Linked DNA regions of Homo sapiens: regions 1 and 3 are each linked to region 2. A link is a contact called in ENCODE Hi-C or POLR2A ChIA-PET data. All regions are on one chromosome and are shown on one strand. Each heading gives the region's core, a stretch centred on a gene start or an enhancer-like site at or near the end of the contact. The rest is flanking DNA. Distances are from core to core; before and after follow the strand shown.

The links. Hi-C counts contacts between places; a loop is a spot of excess contacts on that map. ChIA-PET counts read pairs that join two places held with the same protein, here RNA polymerase II (POLR2A). Pooled maps may share reads with other maps.
Region 1: a loop to region 2 is called in a map of ascending aorta, with 2.1 times the contacts of the local background. The contact joins the promoter of TMEM200B here to the promoter of EPB41 in region 2. A Hi-C loop is called at or near these places in 2 of 168 maps with a recorded cell type or tissue (ascending aorta and sigmoid colon) and 14 of 50 pooled maps. POLR2A ChIA-PET finds 5 or more read pairs at or near these places in 7 of 52 experiments (Caco-2, H1, T-cell and 3 more).
Region 3: a loop to region 2 is called in a pooled map, with 4 times the contacts of the local background. The contact joins the enhancer-like site here to the promoter of EPB41 in region 2. A Hi-C loop is called at or near these places in 1 of 37 single-sample maps with no recorded cell type and 7 of 50 pooled maps. POLR2A ChIA-PET finds 5 or more read pairs at or near these places in 7 of 52 experiments (CD4-positive, alpha-beta T cell, H1, T-cell and 4 more).

The regions. Positions count from the first base shown.
Region 1 is chr1:29,120,985-29,125,901 of GRCh38, reverse strand. TMEM200B (transmembrane protein 200B) reads left to right here and starts at 1,999. Exons shown (of 2, transcript NM_001003682.4): 1 at 1,999-2,046; 2 at 4,054-4,917. The coding sequence starts at 4,074. RefSeq lists enhancers at 6-865, 866-1,725, 1,726-2,585 and a silencer at 4,265-4,644.
Region 2 is chr1:28,911,420-28,915,883 of GRCh38, reverse strand. It overlaps EPB41 (erythrocyte membrane protein band 4.1), which reads right to left and starts at 1,315. Exons shown (of 21, transcript NM_001376013.1): 1 at 1,116-1,315. RefSeq lists an enhancer at 511-670 and a silencer at 891-1,550.
Region 3 is chr1:28,772,360-28,777,278 of GRCh38, reverse strand. No RefSeq gene overlaps it. Among named protein-coding and RNA genes, the nearest start is that of OPRD1, 37 kb to the left of the region's middle. RefSeq lists an enhancer at 1,828-2,122. Within about 2 kb of position 1,923, at least 22 of the 41 ENCODE cell types and tissues checked have a DNase peak (open chromatin) inside an H3K27ac peak, as active enhancers do; they include CD4-positive, alpha-beta T cell, where a contact is called at or near this core.

The DNA.
Region 1 (4,917 bases), core at 750-3,249, 210 kb before region 2:
GGTCTGAAGGATGTGTAGAAGGTGGCAAGGGCACGACCAGGGGGTAAGTGTTCCTGCCGGAAAGCAAGGACCAACCAAGCCCTGAGGGAGTGTAAGAGGCCCGGGGCCAGTTCGTGGAGACAAGAAGAGATTTCCAACTCGATTTGGGGAGTCACTGATGGTTTTAAGCAGGTAGTGGCAGGCTCAGATTCAGAGTGGAAACCCTTGCTGCCTGTCTGCAGCGCACTAGGACACGGGGAGGCAGGAGACCATGGGCTCCAGGAGGAGCCTGGACGCCGGAGCAGGACAGTGGCCATGGGAAAGGGAGAACGTGGCTGGCCCCAGATGAAAAGAGCAGGGCCCCCAAGGCTCTGTGAGTGGGATGAGAGGGGGAGAGGAAGGGGCCAAGGCTGACCCCGTGCTTGGGTGGACAAAGGGCCCTTCACAGAGCTGGAGGCAGGGGATGATCGAGGGGCCCAGGGAGTCAGACTAGAAGCCGGGCTTATTGGAGGAAGAGCAGTGGGCTGGGAGAGGCAGGCATGGAGTGGGATTGAGGGAGCCCAGGGGTGGGAGGGAGAGCTGGGAGGCGGAGGTGCGACCGCGGTGGGGTCAGTGTGCGGGGAGTGGACGAAGCGGAGGATTGATGGGGGCGGGGGTCCCAAGCAAAGATGCTGGAGGGAGGCCTCCGTGGAGCGGACCGAGACCTCAGGAGCCTCCAGTCGGACTGGGGAGGCAAGAAGGAGGCCCTGGCTTCGATCTCGCACACGGCCTCGCAGGGATGAAGCCCGGGAGCCGAGGCTCGGTCTTCCCCACTGTGGTCCCTCTGGTCCGCCCGTTACCTCACCGACCCCCCGAGGGGGCTTTTAAGAGCTGGAAGAGGGGGTCCCGGGGGGCACTGATGCACCCCCACTCTCCTCCGCCGACCCAGAGGGTGGGAGCTCAGGTTCAAGGCCTGGCCTGGCCGTGCGGCTCCGGGACCCGGCTCCGCCCCGCGTCGGGGGGTGGCCCCGGCCCCTGGCCCGCCCCTTCCTCGGGTCCCCTCCCTGTCCGCGGCGCGCAGCCGGGTCTCATTAGCGCCCCTCCCCCCGGCTGCGCGCCGGGGGTCTCCACGGCCGGGGGGAGGGGCGGGCCTTAATCAATCCTAGGCCGGAAATTCCTCCCGGGGGGCCCGGCCTGACCGCTGAGCCTGGAAATCGGTCGCCGCCTCCCCCGAACCCGCCCCCCGCATCATGGAAACTGGGCCGACCGCCGGCCGCCCTGGCTCCCCCGCTCTGCATTCCTGCCTCCAGGGGCGGGAGGGCGCGAAGGCCGGGCCGCCCCCTTCGGGCTCGCCGGCGGGGTCGCAGCTCTCAGCACCCTCCCCGTTATTGGGAACAAGCCCGCTCCCCCACTGGCGAAGGGGCGCCTGTTCTTAGGAGTACCCGGCGGCACATCCGCACCCCGTCCGGTCCTTTCAGCTACAAGGCCCGCCCCTCCCCGGGCGCTGCTTTCGCTGAGGGCTTTGCGGAGTCGCCCCGGGCTGGCCCTTGGCGTCTGGCTCTTGCCTCTCGGCATCTTGCGAGGCTGAAGCCTTGGTGCCCATTGCACAGATGAAGTCCGCGAGGTTCAGCGACAGCAAGGGCTGCGGGACCGGGGCAGAGCAGGGACTCGGGCCGCCTCCTCCTGGAAGCTCCCCGGGCGCCTGGGATGAGGGGCTCTGGGAAGCGGGGAAGGACGTGCGGGTGTCGGGGCTCCTGGGTCCCGGGTCTCAGTTTCCCCATGTAGGAAGGGGTCGCCTTTGTGGGCCTTTGCGACCGATGTAAGCTGGGGGTGGGAGAGTGGGGATGGCAGAACTCGGGCCACGGGTGCCCGGAGTCACCAGGCGCGCACAGGGCGCCTACCTGCGATCCTTTGACCTGAGCTGCCGCCTTTCAGCGGCGGTGGGGCCGGGCCCGGCGCGGGTCGGACGGTCCCGGGGGCTGGAGGCGGGGCCGGGGCGGGGCTGGGGCCGGGCCGTGGAGACCCGGGCGGCTCTGGAGCCTCCGCGCGCGGACTGGGACCCGGACCCGCGCGGCGCTGCGGCGCCAGGTGAGCCGAGCTGGGGTCCAGGGGTCCGCACTCCACTTTTCCCAACTTTTCGTTTGGTCCCTCCCTCCCTCCCTCCCTCCCTCGGTCAGGGCCCCTGGGGGCGGGAGCGCGGCCCTCCCGTTCCCCCAGGCGGGAGTGTGGACGCGGGCGGTGGCGGGACCCTGGAGTCCTGGGGACTCGGCCCCAGCATCTTCTGTCGGGCTGTGCGCTGTGTCCCCAAGTTTCCGCCTCCCTGGTGTCCCCAGCGTCGGCCCACTACCTCCACGGCTCGGGGTCTCTGAGCGTGTCCCCATGTCCCCACTCTGCTTGTTTTCGCTTCCCTCGCGGCAGCGACGCGCGGGGCTCCGGGTGACCTTGCTGGAGCCGGGGCTGAGAGCGCCAGTTCTGGCTTGAAGCGATGATCGCTCCTCCGGTTGCGGGCTGGGGAAAGGGCTGCAAACTCAGGGACAAGGAGGGGATGGGCCTCGCTTCCTCCTGGATACTCCCGTGGCTGTCCTGAGAGGGGTCTAGGGCTGGGGCCCCGGAGCCCGGCGTCGGACCTGGCAGAGCCCCCGCCTAGTGCGGGGTCGGGCAGTCTCCCCGGCCTCCCTGGGCCGTAGTTGCAATCTGTGAAACCAGGCTTTGGACGCGGGAGAGTGGCGGCTCCCTGCTAGGCCCGGGCCTTGAGCGCTCCAGTCGGAGGCAGGGATGGGTGTCCTGCTTTGAGGTTTGGGGTGCAGATGGGGCGTGGGTCGGGGAGCAAGGCCGCCTCCCCGAGGTTTCGGCTGCGGGCTCCAGCGCGGTGGTTCTTTAGGAAGCGGACGCGAGCAGTGAGGACGACCCTGGACAGCTAGGCCCTGAGCCTCCTCTCCTGCGGCCTGGGGCGCCTGGGCGGGGGCCGCGTCTTCTCCCTCGCCCTCCCTTTCGTGGGGGCCACACCGCACGCAGCTCGGCTACTCCTGCTGGGCCCGGGATCCAGGCCACAGGCCGCAGGCAGGGCGCGGCCAGCAATCGGGAGGGCTTAAGCTGTGCGGCCCGGATCCCGAGGCGCAGGGGCGGTGCTGCTCTGACCGGGCCACGGGCCACGGAGGCCTCGGGCGGAGGAGGCGGGAAAGGAGGCCAGGCGGCGGGAAAGGGGGATGATTCATCCGGAGGAGCCCGAATTGGAAACGTCGCAACCTGGGAACAGCCTTGCCCGGGCCGACGGGGGAGCCGGGAGGGCATCCGTCCGGCGGGGCCCAGCGCCCGGCACCGGCACCCCCGCCTGCTGCCGTGGCCCCAGCACGACCGCTGGGGGAGGGAGAGGCCTCTCATGCGTGGACTTGATGGAAATCTTGGGCGAAGTCGGCGCCGCCTCTCCTCCTCTGCCTGGCTGGTCTTGATCCGAGCGGTCTTCCCGGTGTCTAGCTCAAGTCGCTCCTGCTGCAGCTTCGCTGCGGGCGGAGGAGGTCTGGAAGGAGGGGGCGGGCAGGGAGAGGCTGGAGCCGGTGACGCCCCCTCCTCCCGCGCTGCGGTATGTAAAGCACAGTAGGGGGGAGGTGGGGCCCGGCGAGCGACCCCTGCGGACCTGGGAGGCCCGAGCGCCCCCGCCCCATTTGCTACGGTGCAGCCACGTGCGGGGGTGGGGTCGAGCCCGGGAGGTACTTACCCTGGAGACGCGGCAGCTGGGGGCCGCACGTTTCCCGAGGCCCAAGACCCGCGGGCTTGCGGACCGGACGCAGGCGGCAGATTTGCAGCCCGGGATGCGCCAGGGAACAGCCTGCGCCCCCCTCCCTCCTCTCCGCCCGCTGGCCGGGCCAACTCCGGCTTCTGCCGCGCGTGCCTGGCTCGGAGCTCCGCTGCGGAAAACCCGAGCGCGGGCGGCTCCCCGCCTCGCCGCCCGGGAAAATCCGGGGGTGGCCGCCAGGGATCTCCAAGCGGCCTGGGCTGGGCGGCCGGAGCTTCCCTCCCGGATTTGCGCCCCGAACCTGGCGCCCTGAAGCTAGAGGCCCGTCGGTCCAGTCCTTGCCTCCCATCTTCTCTCCGCAGAGCGCCCAGACGACGGCGAGATGACGGCCGGGAGCCCCGAAGAATGCGGGGAGGTGCGGAGGAGCCCCGAGGGCCGCGTCTCTCGCTTGGGCCGCCGCCTGGGCCGCCGCCGGCGCCCGCGCTCCCCGCCCGAGCCTCTGCGGGTGCGGGCGCGGCTGCGGCTGCGCTCGCCGTCGGGGGCGTTCGCGGCGCTGGGGGCGCTCGTGGTACTGGTGGGTATGGGCATTGCAGTGGCCGGCTACTGGCCGCACCGGGCCGGGGCCCCAGGGTCCCGGGCCGCCAATGCCAGCTCGCCCCAGATGAGCGAGCTGCGACGCGAGGGTCGCGGCGGGGGCCGGGCTCACGGCCCGCACGAGCGGCTGCGGCTCCTCGGGCCGGTGATCATGGGCGTCGGCCTGTTCGTGTTCATCTGCGCCAACACACTGCTGTATGAGAACCGAGACTTGGAGACGCGACGGCTCCGCCAGGGGGTGCTGCGGGCCCAGGCGCTCCGGCCCCCCGACGGCCCGGGCTGGGACTGCGCCCTCCTTCCCAGCCCCGGCCCTAGGAGTCCCCGAGCCGTAGGCTGCGCAGAGCCAGAAATCTGGGACCCGTCCCCGCGTCGGGGTACTTCACCCGTCCCGTCAGTGCGGAGTCTGCGTTCAGAGCCCGCTAATCCTCGCTTGGGGTTACCTGCCTTGCTCAACAGCTACCCGCTGAAGGGCCCCGGGCTGCCCCCACCCTGGGGTCCACGGACGCAGACTGGCCATGTGATCATCACCGTGCAGCCGTCTGGCTCCTGCATTGAACATTCCAAGTCTCTGGATCTGGGCCTTGGGGAGCTCCTCCTTGGGGCCCCAGCAGCTCGGGACTGTGCTCACCGAA
Region 2 (4,464 bases), core at 66-2,565:
GACTACAGTACATCCTCAAGAGAGTATAAATCCACTATAATAATATCCAAGACACAAGACACAACCATTTCTTGCAATTTTCCCTAAAAACAGAAGGGAAGAAAATAGCAGCTGTGAAATCACCCAGACTACAAAAAAAAAAAAAAAAAAAAGCATCTGAAAAAAAAAAAGGAAAAAGAAAAAACTATCTCCTAATGAACAACTACATGCCAAAAAACAAGTCTCCACAGACTAGTCATTTATGGCAGGGTACAGGGTACAGTTAAAGAAACAACAGGATGACAGTCGCTATCATGTGGCCAGAAACCAGTCCATCAGCAATCTGTTTCACGTGAGATCACTTTTTCTCAAGAGAATGCCTGTTCTTGGGGAGCATGACCTGTTTTGGCAAAACCTCCCCAGGAATAATGGCCTGCTGGTCAATCTCGGAGGGCGAGCCCAGACCCGGCCTCTCCACAGGTACAGCAGCCCAGCGAGCACGGAGGAAGATTTCCAAGCCGACAGATGCGCGAACTGAAAAAGGAGGTCACGACGCTGAGAGAATAGATTTAACCCTCTGCTCGCTGGGAACCCAGAAGACTAAGGGGGAACATGTTTTTCAATGATGCAGGCGTCGGTGGCGGGAAGGCCTGCGAAGTCTTGCCAGGGCTCCCTGCAGTCCTCAGATTCCGCCTGACTTCTGCAGACAGCCCAGCTCCCTCGCCAGGAAGAAATCGCTCCGCGGCTGCACGCAACACCTTCACCGTCTGAAACCTGCGATTCTCCGCATTTGGTTTCCTCCCGAGGCTCCTGCACACCGCACCGTGATTGACGCACCCGAGGGGACCGTCAAAAATACATCTCAAGCCTAACTTTCCAACACTCCCGCGACGCAACCCCTTCCCCTTTCCTCAGCGGCTCTGGCCCGCCCCTCGCTCCTCGGGCCGCGTCCCGGCTGGCGACTCGGCGTGCACACGAGGCTCCTCCGCGGGAGAGCCCGCGCCCCGGCCCGGGGCCTGTCGGGGGTTGCAGACAAAGAGGCTGCAGCGCCGCCGCGGCCGCCAGGACCGTCCCCACGGGGACAGCTCCACGCCCACCGCCCCGGCTCCCGCGCCGCCGCCGCCGCCTCGCCTCACCGGTGGCTCCGGGGCCGGGCTCCTGCGCCCGCCACTGCTGCAGCCCGACGAACAATGGCAGGAGGAGGCGCCGGCGTCCGAGGCTCGGGCCCTCTGCGGCTCGCGGGCCCGCCGGCTGCTGCTGGCTGACTGACTAAACGCACCAGCGGAGGGAGGGAGCGAGCGAGCGACCCTGGCGCGCGCCCTCCCGCCTTCCCTCTGCGAGGCGAGGCCAGCCCGGCCCGCAGCCCGCCCGCCGGCCCGCGCCCCTCCCCCTCAGTTCGCCACAACATTGTAGTAAATTTCTATTGGGCCGCGCCGGAGGGAAGGAGGGGGCCGGGCCCGCGGCCCGTCCGCCCATTGGCTGAGGCCAACTTCTAGCTCCCCTTGTTTCCCCCCTCCCCTAGGCCGGTAAGGAGAGGAGAGGGGAACGAAAAAGAGAGAGGAAAAGGCAAGGGGCTGGCCGCGTGTGCGCACGCGCAAGTCGAACCCGGTCTGGAGCCGGGGTGTTCCGGGATCCCGCAGCACCCACGTGGGGCATGAGGCAGCTAGAGCCCTGGACGGTGAGGCCCTTTCCTCCTTCCAAGTAAGAGGCCGAGATTTGGAAGCCTCAGGGAAGTAACTCGCGTAGAGGTTGTAGCCAGGCTACCCCAACTGACTCCCCCTAAACGCTTAGTGACCTCGGGTAAGTCACTCAGCTTCTCTGTACCTCAGTTTCCCCATCCACTAGTTTGACTGTCTCTAGGCGCCCTTCCAACCCTGACATTCGATGAGACTTTACCTCTCGTGCCAGCTGTGTAAGGCCTGAAATGGAAGCTAAGTGTTGAGACCACGCCAAGATTGAACCTGTCTTCTGCATTTAAGGATCTCCTAATTCCCCCCTGGCAATCTCAACATTATAAAGACCTAGCTTCCGAGGTCTGGTCTCCAGATGAACTGAGGGTTGCTCTGACAATTGCTTAGTGTGTCTTTATTTCCTTCCAGAAGTGTCAGAGACCCCTTGACCCTTCCTACTCCCTGCTAGGCTGGTCTGTGAACAGGCTTCGGACCCACAGTGCAGAAAGAAGGCTTTTGTTTTAAGCATGATACCTAGAAGGTAAGATAGGATCTGGTGTTCTATTTTAGAGATGAGGAAACTGAAGCAGAGAGACTTAAAACTGACAGGATAAGAAGCCAGGCCATCTGACAGCAGAGTCTGTAGATGCCAGCTAGACATTCCTGATATCTAATCACAGCCCCTTCACGATCCCAGCACAGCCTCTGGAAACAGATTGCCTGGGTTCAATTCTTAGTCTCCAGCCTTTTCTAATGGTTTGATTTTCATTTTTCTTTTATTTATTTATTTATTTATTTGAGACGGAGTCTCGCTCTGTCACCAGGCTGGAGTGCGGTGCCGGAATCTCGGCTCACTGCAACCTCTGCCTCCCGGGTTCAAGCGATTCTCCTGCCTCAGCCTCCCGAGTAGCTGGGACTACAGGCGTGTACCACCACGCCCAGCTAATTTTTGTATTTTTAGTAGAGACGGGGTTTCACCGTGTTAGTCTCGATCTCCTGACCTCGTGATCCGCCCTTCTCGGCCTCCCAAAGTGCTGGGATTACAGGCTTGAGCCACCGCGCCCGGCTGTGCCTCATTTTTCAACACCATAAAAGGGGATAATATGTCCAAGTAGCTGGGACTCCCACCTATAGTGGGAGGCTGAGGTGGGAGGATTGCTCAAGCACAGGAGTTCAAGGCCACAGTGAGCTAGGATCATGCCATTCCACTCCAGCTTGGGCAACAGAGCAAGACTCCATCCCTAAAAACAAAAACGAGGGTTGGGGGAGGGAGAAGGATAATAATAGTTCCCACCTCACAGAGTTACTGTAAGAATTAGGCCAGGCATGGTGGCTCATGCCTGTAATCCCAGAACTTTGGGAGGCTGAGGCAGGCGGATCACCTGAGGTCAGGAGTTCGAGACCAGCCTGGCCAAATGGTGAAACCCCATCTCTACTAAAAATACAAAACTTAGCTGGGCCTGGTGGCAGGCACCTGTAATCTCAGTTATTCTCGGAGGTTGAGGCAGGAGAATCACTTGAACCCAGGAGGTGGAGGTTGCAGAGAGCCGAGATCATGCCATTGAACTCCAGGTTGGGTGACAAGAGCAAGACTCCATCTCAAAAAAAAGAAAAAGGAAAACAGAATTAAATGAGTTAAAATATGTAAAGGACTTAGAGCAGTGCCTAGCTCATAGTAAGATCTATGTGTGTTAATTATTATTACTATTCAGAGACTAAAATGTGGACTGAGAGGTGTGGAACTGGCAAATATAATAATATATTTGTTAAGCATGCAATTGTTGTTAGCACTGAGCTGAGCACGTTATGTAAATTGTCCATTTGAAACATCATAAAACCCCTTGAAAACCACCTGACTATACCATCTAAAACACCCTCCACTCAAACACCCTTATCCTGCTTTAATTTGCTTCATAGCACTTACCCTACTTGACTTTCTACTATATATTTATTATTTATTGTGCCTCTCAAATAAATTGCTGTAATCTAGACCCACTAGACTGCAAGCTCAGGAAGGCAGGGACTGTATCTGTATTCATCTCCCAGAACAGTATACGCTCAATAAATATTTGTTGAATGAGTTAATGAACATCCTCATTTTACATATAAGGAAACTGAGTCTTAGTGAGGTCAGGTGACTTGGCCAGGGTCATTCTGTGTATGAGGGGTGAAGCACCTGTTTTTTTTTGAGAAGGGGTTTCGCTCTTTTTGCCCAGGCTGGAGTGCAATGGCACGATCTCGCCTCACCTCACTGCAACCTCTGCCTCCCAGGTTCAAGCGATTCTCCTGCCTCAGCCTCGTGAGTAGCTGGGATTACAGGCATGTGCACCACGCCTGGCTAATTTTGTATTGTTAATAGAGATGGGGTTTCTCCATGTTGGTCAGGCTGGTCTCGAACCCCCAGCCTCAGGTGATCCACCCACCTCAGCATCCCAAAGTGCTGGGATTACAGGCATGAGCCACCATGCCTGGCCACACCTGTTCTTAAATACTCTGGTCTCCTGCCTCAAGTCCTCAGGTTCAGCTGTGCTTTTTATTCAGAGTTCTAGTCCTACCACCTCTGTGCCTCAGGCTTCCTTCACCAATCAGACAGGAAAATCTGGTACCTTGAAGGATGAGTATAGAAGACCAATTACCAGTGGTTTACCATCTCCACCACCACCAAGTTATCCAGCAAATTCAGATTCATGAAAGCCCAGTATTCTCTATGCCATGAAGTGCTAGCCAATGGCACATCTAATTGGATGCAAAGAATATGTAGCATTTAATAATCCTTACTCTGCAAATAAGTAGAGGTCTCAGGCTAACAGCAAAA
Region 3 (4,919 bases), core at 674-3,173, 140 kb after region 2:
ATTCTCCTGCCTCAGCCTCCCGAGTAGCGGGTACTACAGGCGCCCGCCACAACGCCGGCTAATTTTTTGTATTTTTGGTAGAGACGGGGTTTCACCATGTTAGCCAGGATGGTCTCGATCTCCTGACCTCATAATCCGCCCGCCTCGGCCTCCCAAAGTGCTAGGATTACAGGCATGAGCCACTGCGCCCGGCCTAGCCAAATATTATACCAAGATTTTTGTTGTTGTTTGAGACGGAATCTTGCTCTCATAGGCTGTCTGCGGCATCCTTCACGAGCTGCGTGATATTGGGCAGGTCAGAGAATTGCTCTGTGCACGCATTTTCTCATCCAAAAAAGGAAATTGCCTCTGAAGCCACTTGATGGTATGAGTTTTACAGGGATTTAAATTGACGTTAGTGGTCCTTTTTTTTTTTTTTTTTTTTGAGACGGAATTTCACTCTGTCGCACAGGCTGGAGTGCAGTGGTGCGATCTCCGCTCACTGCAACCTCCGCCTCCCAGGTTCAAGTGATTCTCCTCCCTCAGCCTCCCGAGTAGCTGGGATTACAAGCACGCGTCACCACGCCCGGCTCATTTTTTGTATTTTTAGTAGAGACAGGGTTTCACCGTGTTAGCCAGGATGGACTGCGCCCGGCCTGTACACACTTTTTATTCTGCATGTGTAACTGTCTGAACTGTGTTAGCTGTTTGTTTGTTTTAAATTAGAACAGCACTACTGGGGCCCGGCGCGGTGGCTCACGCCTGTAATCCCAGCATTTTGGGAGGCGGAGGTGGCCGGATCACCTGAGGTCAAGAGTTAGAGACCAGCCTTACCAACAAGGTGAAACCCCGTCTCTACTGAAAATACAATTGGCCAGGCATGGTGACGGGCTCCCGTAATCCCAGCTACTTGGGAGGCTGAAGCAGGAGAATCGCTTCAACCCTGGAGGCAGAGGTTGCAGTGAGCCAAGATCGTGCCACTGCACTCCAGCCTGGGAGATAGCACTCCAGCCTGGGAGATGGAGTAAGATTCCATTTAAAAAAAAAAAAAAAGCACCAGTAACGTCAATTTAAATCCCTGTAAAACTCATACCATCAAGTGGCTTCAGAGGCAATTTCCTTTTTCGGACGAGAAAATGCGTGCACAGAGCAATTCTCTGACCTGCCCAGTATCACAGACCTCTTGAAGGATGGCACAGACAGCCTATGAGAGAGAGCTGAGCTGTGGAGGACGATGAAGAGGCGAAGGGCTCCTGTGGTTTCCAGAGATAAAGAAAAGCTAGGGAAAAAACGCCAATATAGATAGGGGCAGTTTTCTGGGTAGCTCTGCTCTTATGGAGCTCGCCAAATATAAGATGGTATATTCCTTAAACAGGATGCTGAGAAAACAAGAATCTTCATTTATTTCTCTTTTCCCCAATGCCCAACAATAGTAGCGACAGGAGCTCACAAAATACAGGTTAACTAACACATGGAAACAACAGATGAGTACACTCACACGCACACCTGGAGAGGGCAGCAAAATTGGGAGTTTCCTCGGGGAGCTGCCCTTCAGAGGCACCTCAACTTTTTCGAGTACATGAACCCACGGCCCGCAGGTCGGCTAACAGCTTTCCAACCTTTACCAAGCCTCATGTCTGAGCATTATTGAAGAGGCCGAAGAAAGCAATAAGCTACACATGACACGAATGTCATCTTTGCCTGGTTAGCAGGGTGGTGTGAAACCCCATTTCCCTCTCAGACGACCCAGCTCACCTGCGCAGGTGAGGGCCGGGCGCTTCCGCACAGGCGCAGAAGCAAGGGCGGACACCATCTTGAGCCGCAGCTCAAGGTGGCACAACCGCCGTCAGAGAGAAGGCGTACAAAAACCAGGCTGCGACGGGGTGGGGAAGCATGGAGGGAACCTGGCTACAGCCGGGCAGAAGGTGGCCCTCCTCCATCCGCAGGCACGGCGCACGCGCCGTCCAGCCGCCAAGCCCGGCCCCCGCAGGCGGAGCTCCAGAGCCTGTCCCGGAAACCCGGAGCCAAGGGCCCTAAAGGGCGTGGGACCTTCTGTAATTCCCTCCACTAGCTGAAGACCGCTGGCTTTCACCACACCATGTCAGCTTCCCACGTGCAAACCCGGCAGCTGTAATTAAACATCACAGTTCCAAAGGCTTCTCAGTAGTAAGGAGGTGCACCAGCTGCCCAGAAACCACTAGCGATGAGCGATGCTCATGACAAAGTGGCATTGCTTCCTAAAGCAGAAAAAATTGATTGCAAGTGGACTTACAGATCTGAATCCTAGGGACACCTTTACTTCCACTCTCATTTTCAAAACATTCATGACACGCAGGCCACAAGTCAACTTTCAAATAAAAGTCAAATAAGTGGTAACATCAAGTGCAATGTTAGCTCCATAATGAAAAACGAAAACTTAATTTTTTTAGTATGTTTTGAGACGGAGTTTCACTCTTGTCGCCCAGGCTGGACTGCAATGGCATGATCTCGGCTCACTGCAACCTCCACCTCCTCCTGGGTTCAAGCAATTCTCCTGCTTCAGCCTCCCGAGTAGCTGGGATTACAGGCGTGCACCACCACACCCGGCTAATTTTTGTATTATTAGTAGACATTAGTAGAGACGGGGTTTCACCATATCGGCCAGGCTGGTCTCGAACTCTTGGCCTCAGGTGATCCACCTGCCTTGGCCTCCCAAAGTGTTGGGATTACAGGCGTGAGCCATTGCCCCCGGCCGAAAACTTTTATTACAAGAGCATTTACTTTCTCACTGGTAGAGAAAGCTCCAAGGTGTGGGAACCAGGACTTCAAACATTCTAGGTAGGACTTCTAACGTTTTGGGGTCTCTATTTACAAGGCTTAACAGAGACATCGTGAAAGGATGTAAACCCATGAGCACTGAGCCATACCCTAGCTGAAGTACTGTCAAGTGGAAGCCCTCTAATTCCAGAGGATTCATTCACATGTAGCTTTTTAAAAGGTGAGGACAAAATAAAGTGGTTAAGTGTTTTGATTAGTCTCAATAATTCTCCACTTACCCTGGTAATAAGTCCCAGTTTAATAATCCATTGCAATTTGAAGAATTGCCTTTAAAAAAAGTTCAATAGGGCCGGGCACGGTGGCTCACGCCTGTAATCCCAGCACTTTGGGATGCCAAGGCAGCTGGACCACGAGGTCAGGAGTTTGAGAACAGCGTGGCCAACAAGGTGAAACCCTGTCTCTACTAAAACTACAAAAATTAGCCGGGCACGGTGGCAGGCACCTGTAATCCCAGCTGCTCAGCAGGCTGAGGCAGGAGAATCACTTGAATCCAGGCGGCAGAGATTGCAGTGAGCCGAGACTGCGCCACTGCACTCCAGCCTGGGCAAGAGACGCTGTATCTTAAAAGCAAAAAACAAAACAAAACGAAAAAACACCTCGATAATTCTGAAACATTCTCCAATAAAAGGAAGCAGAATTTCTTGGAAAAAAGTGGAATTGGGGCAGGGAAAATACAAGATTCCCAGGGAACATCTTACAGTACCAGAAGGGCAGACACCAGAAAATTTTTCTGAGACAGGGCCTTGCTGTTAGGCAGCTCACTGCAACCTCAACCTCCCCTGATCAAGTCATCCTCCCACCTCAGCCTCCCCAGCAGATGGGACTACAGGAGCATACCACACCTGGCTTATTTTCTGTAGAGACCAGGTCTCAATATGTTGCACAGGCTGGTATCAAATTCCCAGGTTCAAGGAATCCTCCCACCTCAACTTCCCAAAGTGCTGGGGTTACAGGCATAAGCCACAAAGCCAGACCACCAAAAATAATGACAGCATGTCAAGAAAACAAAGGAGCCAATTTTAAGGAGCTCCTAATGGCCAAAGCTGAGACAATTTGAGCAAAAGTGAATCCATACTGATATACTGAATAAATACAGAGAAGGGACACCTCCTTACAATAGAGTGCTAATTAATAAATGTAGAAGGACTAGAAATCGTGAAGCAACATTTGGCAAATGGCACAGGAACACTTGTTGCATGCAATAACAATCCATAGCTGCCCAAAGTTAGTGGGTCAAAGAATGATAGTTTCAGCTGGGCGCCTTGGCTCACACCTGTAATCCTAGCGCTTTGGGAGGCTGAGGCAGGAGGATAGTTTGAGACTAGCCTGGCAAACACAGCAAGACTTCATCCCTATTTAAAAATAAAATAAGCCAAGCACGGAGGCACATGCCTGCAGTCCCAGATACCCGGGAGGATTGCTTGAGGCCGGAAGGTTGAGGCTGCAGTGAGGAATGATTGTGCCACTGCACTCCAGACTGGGGAAGAGTGCAAGACCGTCTCCAAAAAGAAAAAAGTTTCCAAGTATATCCGATCCCCTAAGTTACATATTAAGTACAAAGGAGGAAATTAATAACTTTCCAATGGAGAAGTCTGGCAACACTGTAACCAAGTGATCAGAGTTAACATCACCAGTATGAAATCATGTGACAATCATGTATCCTGATACAATGCACTGAAAAAGGCACGGTGCTTTTGTGGCATTCTTGTCAAAGAATAACCTCAACCTAATAGTGAGAAATGATCAGATAAATCCAACTGGAAGGGCATTGTATAAAGTAACTGGCCAGTACTCCCTAAAAGTGTCAAAAAATGGAAACTGAAAAACTGTCACAGGCTAGAAGAGACTAAAGACAATTAAATGCAATGTGGGATCCTGGATTGGATGCTGAACCCCAAAAGATGACACAGTGTAACTCACACAACTCAAATTAGTTAATAGTACTGCATCAATATTTGCTAGTCTTGATAATTTTACTATGGTTATACAAGATGTTAACATTTGGGAAAAGCTGAGTGAAGAGTATGGTAACTCTCCATACTACATTTGCCTAAGTCTAAAATTATTTCAGAACGTTTTATATAATGGAACACACTAAGAGAAGATAACCAATCAAATACAGC